Linked DNA regions of Homo sapiens: region 1 is linked to region 2. The links are chromatin loops, found by intact Hi-C in ENCODE. Cell type or tissue: heart right ventricle. All regions are shown on one strand. Links, peaks and the distances in the headings refer to the core of each region. The heading gives the core; the rest is flanking DNA.

What was found. Hi-C counts contacts between places; a loop is a spot of excess contacts. Peaks named below come from ENCODE experiments on the same cell type or tissue, not always from the same donor. Only the 100,000 strongest peaks of a DNase experiment are listed, where the experiment ranks them.
Region 1: a loop joins it to region 2, with 3 times the contacts of the local background. A loop is called at or near these places in 3 of 110 quality-filtered maps.

The regions. Positions count from the first base shown.
Region 1 is chr6:118,306,768-118,312,161 of GRCh38, reverse strand. The region is part of intron 7 of SLC35F1 (solute carrier family 35 member F1); the gene reads right to left. LOC124901387 (a long non-coding RNA gene) reads left to right here and starts at 1,695. Exons shown (of 2, transcript XR_007059723.1): 1 at 1,695-1,914. In heart right ventricle, for the core only: a CTCF peak has its summit at 3,108; a DNase peak (open chromatin) is centred at 4,391; H3K27ac peaks cover 4,481 bases.
Region 2 is chr6:118,506,426-118,511,819 of GRCh38, reverse strand. It overlaps CEP85L (centrosomal protein 85L), which reads left to right. Exons shown (of 13, transcript NM_001042475.3): 5 at 405-522. Among named protein-coding and RNA genes, the nearest start is that of PLN, 39 kb to the left of the region's middle. In heart right ventricle, for the core only: a CTCF peak has its summit at 2,624 (motif pointing right); a DNase peak (open chromatin) is centred at 2,632; H3K4me3 peaks cover 908 bases; H3K27ac peaks cover 5,000 bases.

The DNA of each region.
Region 1 (5,394 bases), core at 65-5,064, 200 kb after region 2:
TATGGAGGTAGAGAGATGAAGAATGAGCGCTTTATAGTTATCACTGCATTCTAACCACCAAGCTGGCTTCAAATCTCAGCTCTGCCACATTCTAGCTGCAATTCTGGACACATTTCTTAACCTTTCCAGGTCCAGGCTTCCTTCTCAGTAAAGCACACCTACTATAGGGTGGTTAAAATATTAAATTAGATAAGGCATGTAGAACACTTATAGTTCCTATCTTGCTGTAAACATTCAATTCACATTAGCTTCATTCTTATTATTGTTTTTGTTATTACTATAGCACTTATTTTATCATAGTAATACTGATATATTTTATAATAATCTGATATAGTCATTGATTACATTTTCTTTTTTTCTTTTTTTTCTTGAGACAGGGTTTCACCTCTGTCACCCTAGGCTGGATGCAGTGGCACAATCATGGTTTACCGCAGCATCAATCTTCCAGAATCATGTGATCCTCCCACCTCAGCTTCCCAAGTAGCTGGAACTACAGGCGCCTGCCACCATGCGTGGCTAATTTTTGTATTTTTTGTAGAGACAAGAATTTTGCCATGTTGCTCAGGCTGGTCTCGAATTCTTGGGCTTAAGCCATCCACCTGCCTTGGCCTCCCAAAGTGTTAGGATTACAGGCGTGGGCCATCGCGCCTGGCCTAAATTGTCTTTTTTCAATAGTCTCCTGATTATGAGGTTGTGTTTTGTCTGACCAATGTCAAGTACAGAGCCTGGCACCATGTAGACATCTACTAAGTATTATCTGCTATTTTTTTTTTATCTTGAATGAATAATGGGGAAGTTTCAGACTAAAGAAAGAAACATAATAAAAAATCAGCCTGTACCAGTGGAGTAGTTCAAACTTTTTAGCTTTAAACTAGATAATGCAGTGCCTTTCTACTACATAAAATGCTCAACAAAAACCCATTAAGAAGGAAGTCATAGTATGAATCTACAATCATTGACTCCAAAAATCATCTTCAAACCTGGGGTCATTCAGAGGAGTATGATAGGACAATGAATTGGAAGAGACAATGAAGAAAGCTAGAGTCTGGATAGAAGACTCAGGGCTGCTGATCAGTGGATTGGCATTGGAGATGTCATAAACTTGGGGTGGGCAGGATTTGGCAATTGAAATAATGTAGTGGTAGAGACAGGAAAGGATTGGATACAGAGTATCCAGGTAGAAGGATTGGATTCCTCTCCATTTATGATTTTAGACTTGATCAATATGACAAAGAATATACTGTTAAATTTTGTAAATCTAATGCCCTCGCTATTGTAATGTACTGCTTAAAGGATCATCCCTTTTTTGGACATGGAACCATCAGGTTGAGCGAGAAATTCCTTACAGAATTGTTTTCTTGGGACACAGCTTTAGCATAATAACACATAGTTTATTTTTAATGCACTTCTATTTAATTCATATGGAATTCAGTCAAAAAATAGCTCCAAAGATAGATAGCATGGGATTTTATATGGTGGAAGTATCTTGGAAGTCACCCAAGAGGCTTTATTAATAAATGGTAGAGAAAGTTTTCATTTTAAATACAAGTCCAAAAAGACAGCAGTCAAGCAAGCATTATGATTAATCAGGATAAATGCTGAATGTTATAAATGTTGACAGAAAGGTTTTATTTTTTTAAAAAAAAAGTAAAAAAAGTTTTATTTTTCCTTCTTTTTAGTTTAATTAAGAAAAAGAAAATTGAATCAGGGCTAATAGAATGATCCCCTATTCTGGATGGTGCACTTATCTTGTAGAACATTCATTTAAAAAACCAATCAACCAGACAAAAGTATTGTACAATCTAGGCTACTTACTAACTGCAAAGAAATACTTATTTCTATCTCCCCAAGGAAAGACATCAGGAACTTCTCTGGAATGCTATATGAGGACTGAAAGCTGTCTCTGAGTTACAGGTAAGGGAAGCTCAGGCAGAAGGTGGCTGTCTCCATTGGAGAGCAGGGGCTGCTTGCTGTCCAAAGTGTACTTGGAGGTCTTCTCCTTTGCAAACTGTAGCCATCAGAATATGCTGTTTGTTCTGTGCCGCAGACATAGTTTTTCCTGCATTTTATCTAACTGGAAGCTCTAAGAATCTGAGAAAGGATACATCCTATATTAACAGGATCATACTGCAGACACTGCTTACTTTGCTGCTGTCTTTTTCTACCTTCATGAATCTCTTTGAGAACACAGGTCAGAAGGCACTCACTGCACATAATGAAAATCCCCGAGTGCTGCTTAAAACAATCTGACTGAGACACAAGCTATTATACAGGACGAGGTGGCTTGGAGGATGGATAATAAGCCTGTACAAAGCTCTTTAACTTCCAGACAGAGTTAAACCTAGCTCTTAGAAAGCTGGCCTGTCAGTTTGATTGCTATTTGGTTGATGTGGCATTCAGCACATCACAGACCAAATTTTCATTTTATTTTTGGCATTTAACTTCTAAGTTGAATTTTAACAAACTAATGACTTCAATGGACTTAAATCTATACAAGTAGAAAACCATGTGGTTTGAAAGTCATTTCAAAGTACATTTATAAATACATCAACTAGACTATGTGAAGAAGAGGGCAATGCTTCAAGGGCAACTTTCTTTTTCTAGCTTGACTGAAAACATGGCAGAGGTCAGCAGAGGAGAACATGGGTGATCCCTAGAGAGGCACAAAGTGGACTCTGGGTTTCAGCTCTACTTTTATTGAATGCATGTACCAAGTACTTCTATATGGTGGGCCTGGTTTTTTCCTTTTTCCCTGGGAAGTGTACCTTAAAGAGTCCCTTTAAGCATATGTCTCTGTGTAATACAGCTTTTAAAGGCTCCTAGCCTGGTGTGGTAATGCATGCCTGTAGTCCTAGCTACTCAGGAGGCTGAGGCAGGAGTTTGAGGCTGCAGTGAGCTATGGTCCTGCCACTACACTACACCTGGGTAAGCTGTCTCTTAAAAAAAAATACACACACGCACACACACACACACACACACACACACACACACATCTACAGGCCCCTTCTGGTGACCTGATACCATCTGCCTTCTGAAATTGCATTCGTATAATGAATGCTTGTTTTCCTTGAGCACTGTGAGTAGCCTGAGAGAACACTGCCCCTGATGGCTTCTCATGTACCACACATGAGCTAAGGCCAATGCTTTCAAGCCCTCAGATGTTCCCAAGGCTATCTATGATGAGTGGAGGAAGCAAACACCAAATATTTCACACCGTAGCTCAAGGGTGCTATTATTGTTAAACTTCAAAAGACATGTTACCTTTTGGGGCTCTATTGGATATAAGCCTGCCATTGAAACAGATGTACTACTTGGAAACATGATAATGGCAAGAGTTGAAACTGGTCCATGAACTGCATAAGGGGCTGCACAGAAATGAATACAAGGATATTTCTAAGTGTTATTAGACATGACTTCTGATGAAAAGGTATTTCGCATATATGAAGGATATGTGGCCATCAGGTGACCATAATAACCATGTCCTTTCTAGTTGTTATTCAGTTTATTTTAAAAAGACACAGATGTAATTAAACTTTCCCATATTTTTAACTCTTTGGCAGAAAACATCTATAAGGGTAGAGTCTTGGAATCTGCAAATTTAACAGTTGCTTCAAAATCAATGCAACCATGGGTAAGCAGGAAAATACCTGGCAGTGATTGGCCATTCTCAAGGTTATGTAGCACAGCCCAGAAAATGTGGGTTTCGGAGCTAGTAGGGAGAATTTCCATGTAGAGCGACTGGTCTGTTAATTTCAACAGGCACATTATTCCTGGGAAAAATGAGACTTTTAATTAAGTTTGTGAAAACTGTACTGCTTATTCTTTGCCATGTAAGACAAAGTGTCCTTTACTTCCCTACTCTGTGAAATAAAACGCACACATGAAAATAAATCAACTTGCACGCTAACCATAACTTCTAGATCAAGAAGGAATAAATGAGCCCAATTCTGTTTAAATTGGAAGAAGATTACCAGTTTGGCAGTCCTGGGTACCAGAGTAGTTTTAAAGATCCATCAGTGACTAAATGAAAGTAACGTGAATTAAGAGTAAATCATTCATTCAATGTAATGCTGCTATAGTGAAGAATAACTAAAAGGGGAGTCCCACTTTATATGTGAATTAAAGGGTGGACCTTTCGGCAACTGTCTTCGAAGAAATGAAGCCAACCCTCTGCGTGTCCTTATAGGGAGGGAGAGGACAATTCAGCATTGACAATACAGCTCAACTCTTGGCAGTCCTGTGCTTCTCAGAGGGCTGAGGATCATACCTGGAGCTTGGGTACAATTGCTTGGTGCAGGACGAAAGGATGTTGGTTAGTGCTGAGCGTGCTGTAAGCTGTGGCCTGTAACGGTAAGACCCTGGGACGAAAAGCTCTGCCAGGTCCTGATCTATTGCCACTGGGCCCGAGCCAATTGCTATTCAGGCCAAGACAACTAGACGAACCTGGCTCCATGGAAAAACGAACACAAACAAGTTGATGCCTGACCTCCTAATTTTGGCTCTGCACTAGACCAACAAGATCATTTTTATTATTATGAAGTGCATTAAAAATGCAAAAGTTCGGCTTCTGAGTTTACTGAACTGGAAATAAATTGCCAGAAGAGACCAGAGCTTTTTCAGATACTTTCAAACTCCTCAATTATTGCTCTGTCTCCTTTCTCATGTCCCTTATTTCTCCTCTTTTTCTTTTTTTCCTTATTTCCTTTTCTGTTAGGAAAAAAAAAGGACTAAATCTTTCTGGTTAAATATTGTGATATTTTGCTCTTCTAGGTCATTCAATGCAAAATATTAAACATGGGAAAGCTACAGAATCTACTGACAAATACCAAAATCAGTTGTCTTTAGAGAGTAAGAATAATGACCCCCACAAACCCCTGCCTCTCCTTCTTTCTCCAATTTGAGAATTTGAATCTCAATTCATGTTAATTTAATCAAGACAAAAATAAACAAACGAGTGCCTTAGTCAGAATGCCAAATGGATTCTGTATTCGTATCAGAAAACCAAATCATTGCTAAGATTTAAATACTTGGGAAATGATTTATTCTCCAAGCATTGTGTTGTTAAAGCAAAGAGAAGTAGCAACCATGGCCCTTGGCCTCTGTGTGCCTACACTATCACCCAGGGCAAGGCTGTGCTCTGAGCTGCTATCCCAGTTTGGTTTATGAGGCCTTCTGTTTAGTTTGCAAAACCAATTCATTTGGCAGTATAATTTGTGCAGCCAATCACATCTAAGGCCAATAAGAGCTCTTTTATAGGCAAATATCTTCCCCTGTGGGTAATTTCACACATGAATACAGCAATCGGGAGCTAAAAATGGATTTCTGCCATTATCTTCTATATGACAAACAGACAGTTTCACTTGGTCTGATGAACTGATAGAAATCCTTGTTCAC
Region 2 (5,394 bases), core at 231-5,230:
CAACCTGAAACATACAACTTACTTGTTCCAAAAGTTACTTTGTAAGTAATTTTGGAAAACATCAAGCTATTTGTTTACTCATACTATCTTTATTATTCTTTAAAAGCTCTCTCCTTCAAAACTTCATCATGAGAGTTAATAAATTTTTGAAGATGAGAGATACTGCATACAAAGCTCTTAGCATCATGCCTGGCACAAAACAGTTTTAAAATTTCTAAGCATACATATTTACAGAAATTAAATAACTTGCTTAAAGCAAGCTATGAGTTGTTGAAGAAAGCAAGGTGTGACTGTTAGAATCTAAGAGGAATATTAAAGGAATCTAAGAGGAATAAGCTCCTTAAGGTTCTTCTAACTATTAGAAAATTATAACTCATAATGTGACCTTAATTTATGTTTTGCAGGCAGAAGCAACAAATTACCCACCTGCATGAGAGGATAAGGGATAATGAATTACGGGCTCAACATGCCATGTTAGGACATTATGTAAATTGTGAGGATTCTTATGTGGCTAGTTTGCAGGTAAGATTACAGAGGATTTTGTAGCTGTTTTAGTAGTAAAGCTTGTGTTAATAATATACTTACCTTGTAATATAAGGACATTTTAAATCAACTTAATAATGTATTCACATGATTTATATTTATTTATATGTGTGGCAAAGAGTGTCCAACTACAGCCTTCCATCTGTCCAGATTGCACACCCCTCTCCACACACATACAGGAACTACTGTTGTCAGTTTCTGGTGTATCCCTTCCAGAGTTGATGCATATCACAAGCAGATATAAGTGTGTTTTATCCTTCTTCTGCATTTAAAAAAATATAAGAATATGTACATTATCTGGCACCTTGCTTTTTTTTAAATGTTATATACAATTATATAACACACAGTGATTATTTCTCTATCATTACCTAGATAACACCCCTTTCCCTTGCTTTTGCAGTTACACGATCTTCTGTTTTATGGAGATAGCATAATTTATTCTACCTGCCCCCTACTCATCAAAATTTGAGTTGTTTTCAGTTTAGGGTTATTGTAAATGATGCTGTAAAGAATAACCTTTTATAAATACTGTTTTGCTCATATGCAGATATTCTTGTAAGTTACATTTCCAGAAGTGAAATTTCTAGGTATTGAGTTTGTGATTTTTACTGATACTGTCAAATTGCTCTTTAGGAGAGCAGTGTATAAGAACTCTCACCGTCCCACTCCCCAACTCCCAGCCATGCTAACAGAGTGTGTTATTAAACTTGGATTTTTGCCCTTCTAGTAGGTCTATATAAAAGAAAGGGGAGATTTATCTCCTTATGGTCATATGGTTTTAATATGTATTTCTCTTAAGAGTGATGTTATATTTCTTTTTATAAATTTAAGGGCCCATTCACATTTCTTTTCATATCCTTTGATCATTTTTTATGTTAGGTTGTAGGTTTTTGCTTATTGTTTTTTGGAGCCCTGTATATATAAAGGAAATTAGCTTTTTGTCTATAATTTAATTTGAAAATAAATTTTCCAATTTTGTCTCAATATTTTGTTTATATTATTATTTCCTTTTCCTCTATGTAATTTTTTCTACAATGAGGTCTGATTCTAATGAGTATTTTATAAATGAATCTCACCTTTACAAATGAGCCTATTTAACCAAACAGTGACATAACATCCACTGTGTTAAATTCTGATGTCACAAAAGTGAAAAATAGTTCCTGCTTTCATGGATCTCAAAACTTACAGAGGGAGAGACCATATAGGAAAACAAGTTTGTCTATTCCTTCTAAATTTATTTGTATTCACTGTAGGTAAGACAGTGTCTACGCCATATGAATAGAAATGTAAATGAGGTTAATTTTGCCCATAAGGAGAGTATAGTCTAATTGGAACACAGATATAGAGTCTATGAGGCCCGTTAACAAAATTTATATGACTGGAATGGCTACTTTCCTTAATTATTACTCAGTTTTAAAAAGAGCTTCCTTTAAAACTTGTTTGCATGTTTATTTTTATATAAACTTTATATTGGTTTATTTCCCAAAGAAAAAGACTGTTGGCGTACTTATTGGGATCTAAAGTGAGGCCTGATAACTTTGTGGTGGTATATACTTCTATTTGTGGATGTTGTTATTGTTGTTCTCTTCATTACGGCCTTTATTCCTAGATTTTAAGTTAAGTGGAATTGTTTCCTTCATCATATCTTCAAATGTGATATTTATAAATACTAGAGACATTGGTATATTAAAATCAGGAAATATTGATGAGAAAATAACTATCAGATTTTCTTGAGGCCAGAGGCATTTAACATAGAGACTCCAACTTGCCTTTTATACTTTAGTTATGAATACATCATGTTATAATTTGGTCTCATCTTGGACTTCTGTCACATGATAGCAAGGCTTTATAATGAGTACTGAGAATAATGTACAGTTATTTGAAAATGGTATTTCTATACTATGGAAGTAGTGTATCTTGCTTTGGTAACAGCATTTTAGTAGAATTGTTCAATTTCTCTTTAACATTCTGTCATTCGGAATAAAGGCTTTAATTATATAATTATCATATTATCGAAAGCATGTAAAAAATAGGTATCTGAAGGATGAAGCAAATGTTCTTTTGACACAGCATCAGGCCAGTAGAGGGCTCTCCAAGCCAGCGTGCAAGGACAAATAAAAATATTAGTATTTGGAAGGATATGTAAAAGGGGTTGTTAAAAATATTAGTAGGATTTTGAAGTATGTGAGGAATTGAAATATTATTGAGAAATCTGATTTTAAAAGATGAGAGCAATTTGTAAAAGAGAATACAAGGAAAATCTTAATACTAAATGGGTATGATAAATATATAAGATAAACTTCTATCAATGGATAGATACAGAGAGCCAATAAAATGGTGAGGGTTAGAAGAAACAGCAGATAGAGTAATAAAATATTTCTTTAGCGAAGGATTTTTTTAACTTTGGATCTTTGAATGATGTAATTTTTTATGCATAGCATTTTGTATAGGTACATTTTTCTGATCCATAACATATTCATCCTAATTCTATAGACACTAGACAAAGAAAATTATGCTTTTAATAATAATTATTGAAATTAATGTGTATTCTAGAGTAAATAAGTCAGTAAAATAAAAGTAACATTTTTAAATGAATTTATAGATGGAAAACATACTCTTAATAAGTAACTTCTATTTTCTTATTAAAAATTTGACTAACCTTACAATTAAGATGACCTTAGAAGTAGATATCACTCAGTCTCATAGGTAGAGAATGAGAACCATGTCTTTATTCTAAAATCCAAACTTTCTGGATAGTTCTAATGGTAGATTGGTAGAGCCAAGGAATAGTTTGTATTTCCATTTATACCTAAATTTCCATCTGTGGTTAACAGGACTTTGTGGAATAAACCAAATATGAAGGACCCTTTTTCTTTACTTAAATTGGAGAAGAAAGAGGTCTCTTCTTTCTGTATATATGTGTACCTTGGAAAGATCAACCAAATAATAGTTACTATTATTAAGTTTCATTGTTGCATCATTTCTTTTCTTTCCATTTTATTCTTTTTCTTTCCATTTATATCATTTTTTTCTATTTTTTCTTCAATTGGTTTGTTTCCACCACCAAGTCTGTACTAATGAACATTTAATAAAATGAATCCCACCTTTGCAAATGAGCCTCCTCAACAAAACATTAAACATCTAATGTGTTAAATTCTGGGAACACAAAAGCAAAGAATGGTTTCTGCCTTTATGGAACTTAAACCCTACAGAGAGAGTATACCAAAAAATATATTTATCCATTTCCTTAAAAATTGTTTATCTTAACTATGGATAAGGTTCCATTTATGCTGTAGCAATAGAAATGTGAATGAAGCTGGTTTTGCCCTCAAGGAATGTGTAGTCTAATGGAGAACACAGACAAGAGATAGTTGCAGTGTGTTGATTCGCACAGGGTTTATGTATGAAGTGCTGTGGGAACCCCAGCTATGAACATAGAAGCTAATCTTCCAAAAGCCTGGCCAGGCTTCCTGTAGGAAGTGATAATCTAGTTTGAGAACCTGATGAACTAAATGAATTGAGCCAGGTGAAGGGGGTGAAGGAATAGTGTTTTGAGGCATAGTGTATGGCATATGGAGAAGCTTAAAGGAATGATGAGAAATATAATGCATTTGGAAAACTACAAATTATTCTGTGTGGATGAAATGTAATGTGAGAGAAAGGTAGTGGTAGATATGTGGTTGAAGAGGTAAGCAAGGGCCGAGTGATATCAATGACCTGAGGTGTAAAGGTTTGCTTAGGGCTGGCCCAGTTTATGCCTGCTGTGCTTATAAATTTATTAATAGTGCCATCTTTCACCTCCAAAGTATCCTAGTTTGGTTACTCTGATGGCATAATAGAGATTGGATTTAAGGTAGATGTTATTGGAGGCAGGGAAACCAGTCAGGAAGCTGTCTCAATAGTCCAAAAGTTATGTGAACATTTGAATTTTATCTGTAGTGGTCAGAATGAGAAGAAGACTGTTGATTAAACATCTGTATGACCAAGCCATGGTAAAATGGGCCAGATTTAATGACATATTTAATGTGGTGAGAGAATGATTGCCTAATTTCATACAGCAACAATTGATTGGTTTATAGAGATTACTATGTTAAGGATCTGTTTAGAGGAGAAAAATAGTGAGTTAAACTTACACATTGTAAATTTGGGGTTGAGTGAAGAATGAGGGTAATATTTGTGGGTGCAGGTCTGAGCCAGAGATAAGAGATTTAGGTGTTGTCAGTCTAGGTGGGTGGTTATTAAAGCCTTGGGCATGATCAGGTATTCCAAGGGAGGATTTGTGCAATGAGAGGAAAATGGGATCCAGAACTAGAAACAGGAAACAGCAGCATTTTAGAAGGTAGCAGAAGAGCACAACTTGTGAAGGAGCCTGAGGGAGTTGTTCTAGAAAGGAAAGCAAGCAAGTGTTTTTCCATAGAAAGGGAACCGTTGTATAAAAGTCAGAGAAGGCAGATAAAGGTTGAAAAGATGTTACTAAATGTAGAAATTAAAACATCTGACCTCAGATTTTTGTTTTTCTATATGATTAAGTTCACATAGAGTTTCAACTACAGCTTGTCTTGCTACAAAACACATTTCTATGGTGCAAATTTGCTCATACACAATTGGTAAATAGGAGAATGATGTCTGCTTAGTTTTCTAGATTGGTTCATAAGTGCTTTCCCCCACCAACTCCCCAGGCAAGGGGAGTTAGAATATGGTGAATAAAATTAAAATATTTGGCCAGCAAAGCAAAAGGCTTAGGGTTACCTACTACATTAGCAGAAGCTTTTTCCAACTTACATAAGAAAATTGTAAAAGAGTACCTGCCCTTTGGGTGCTCTTCCTTGAGAAGTGCACTTCCTTCTTTAT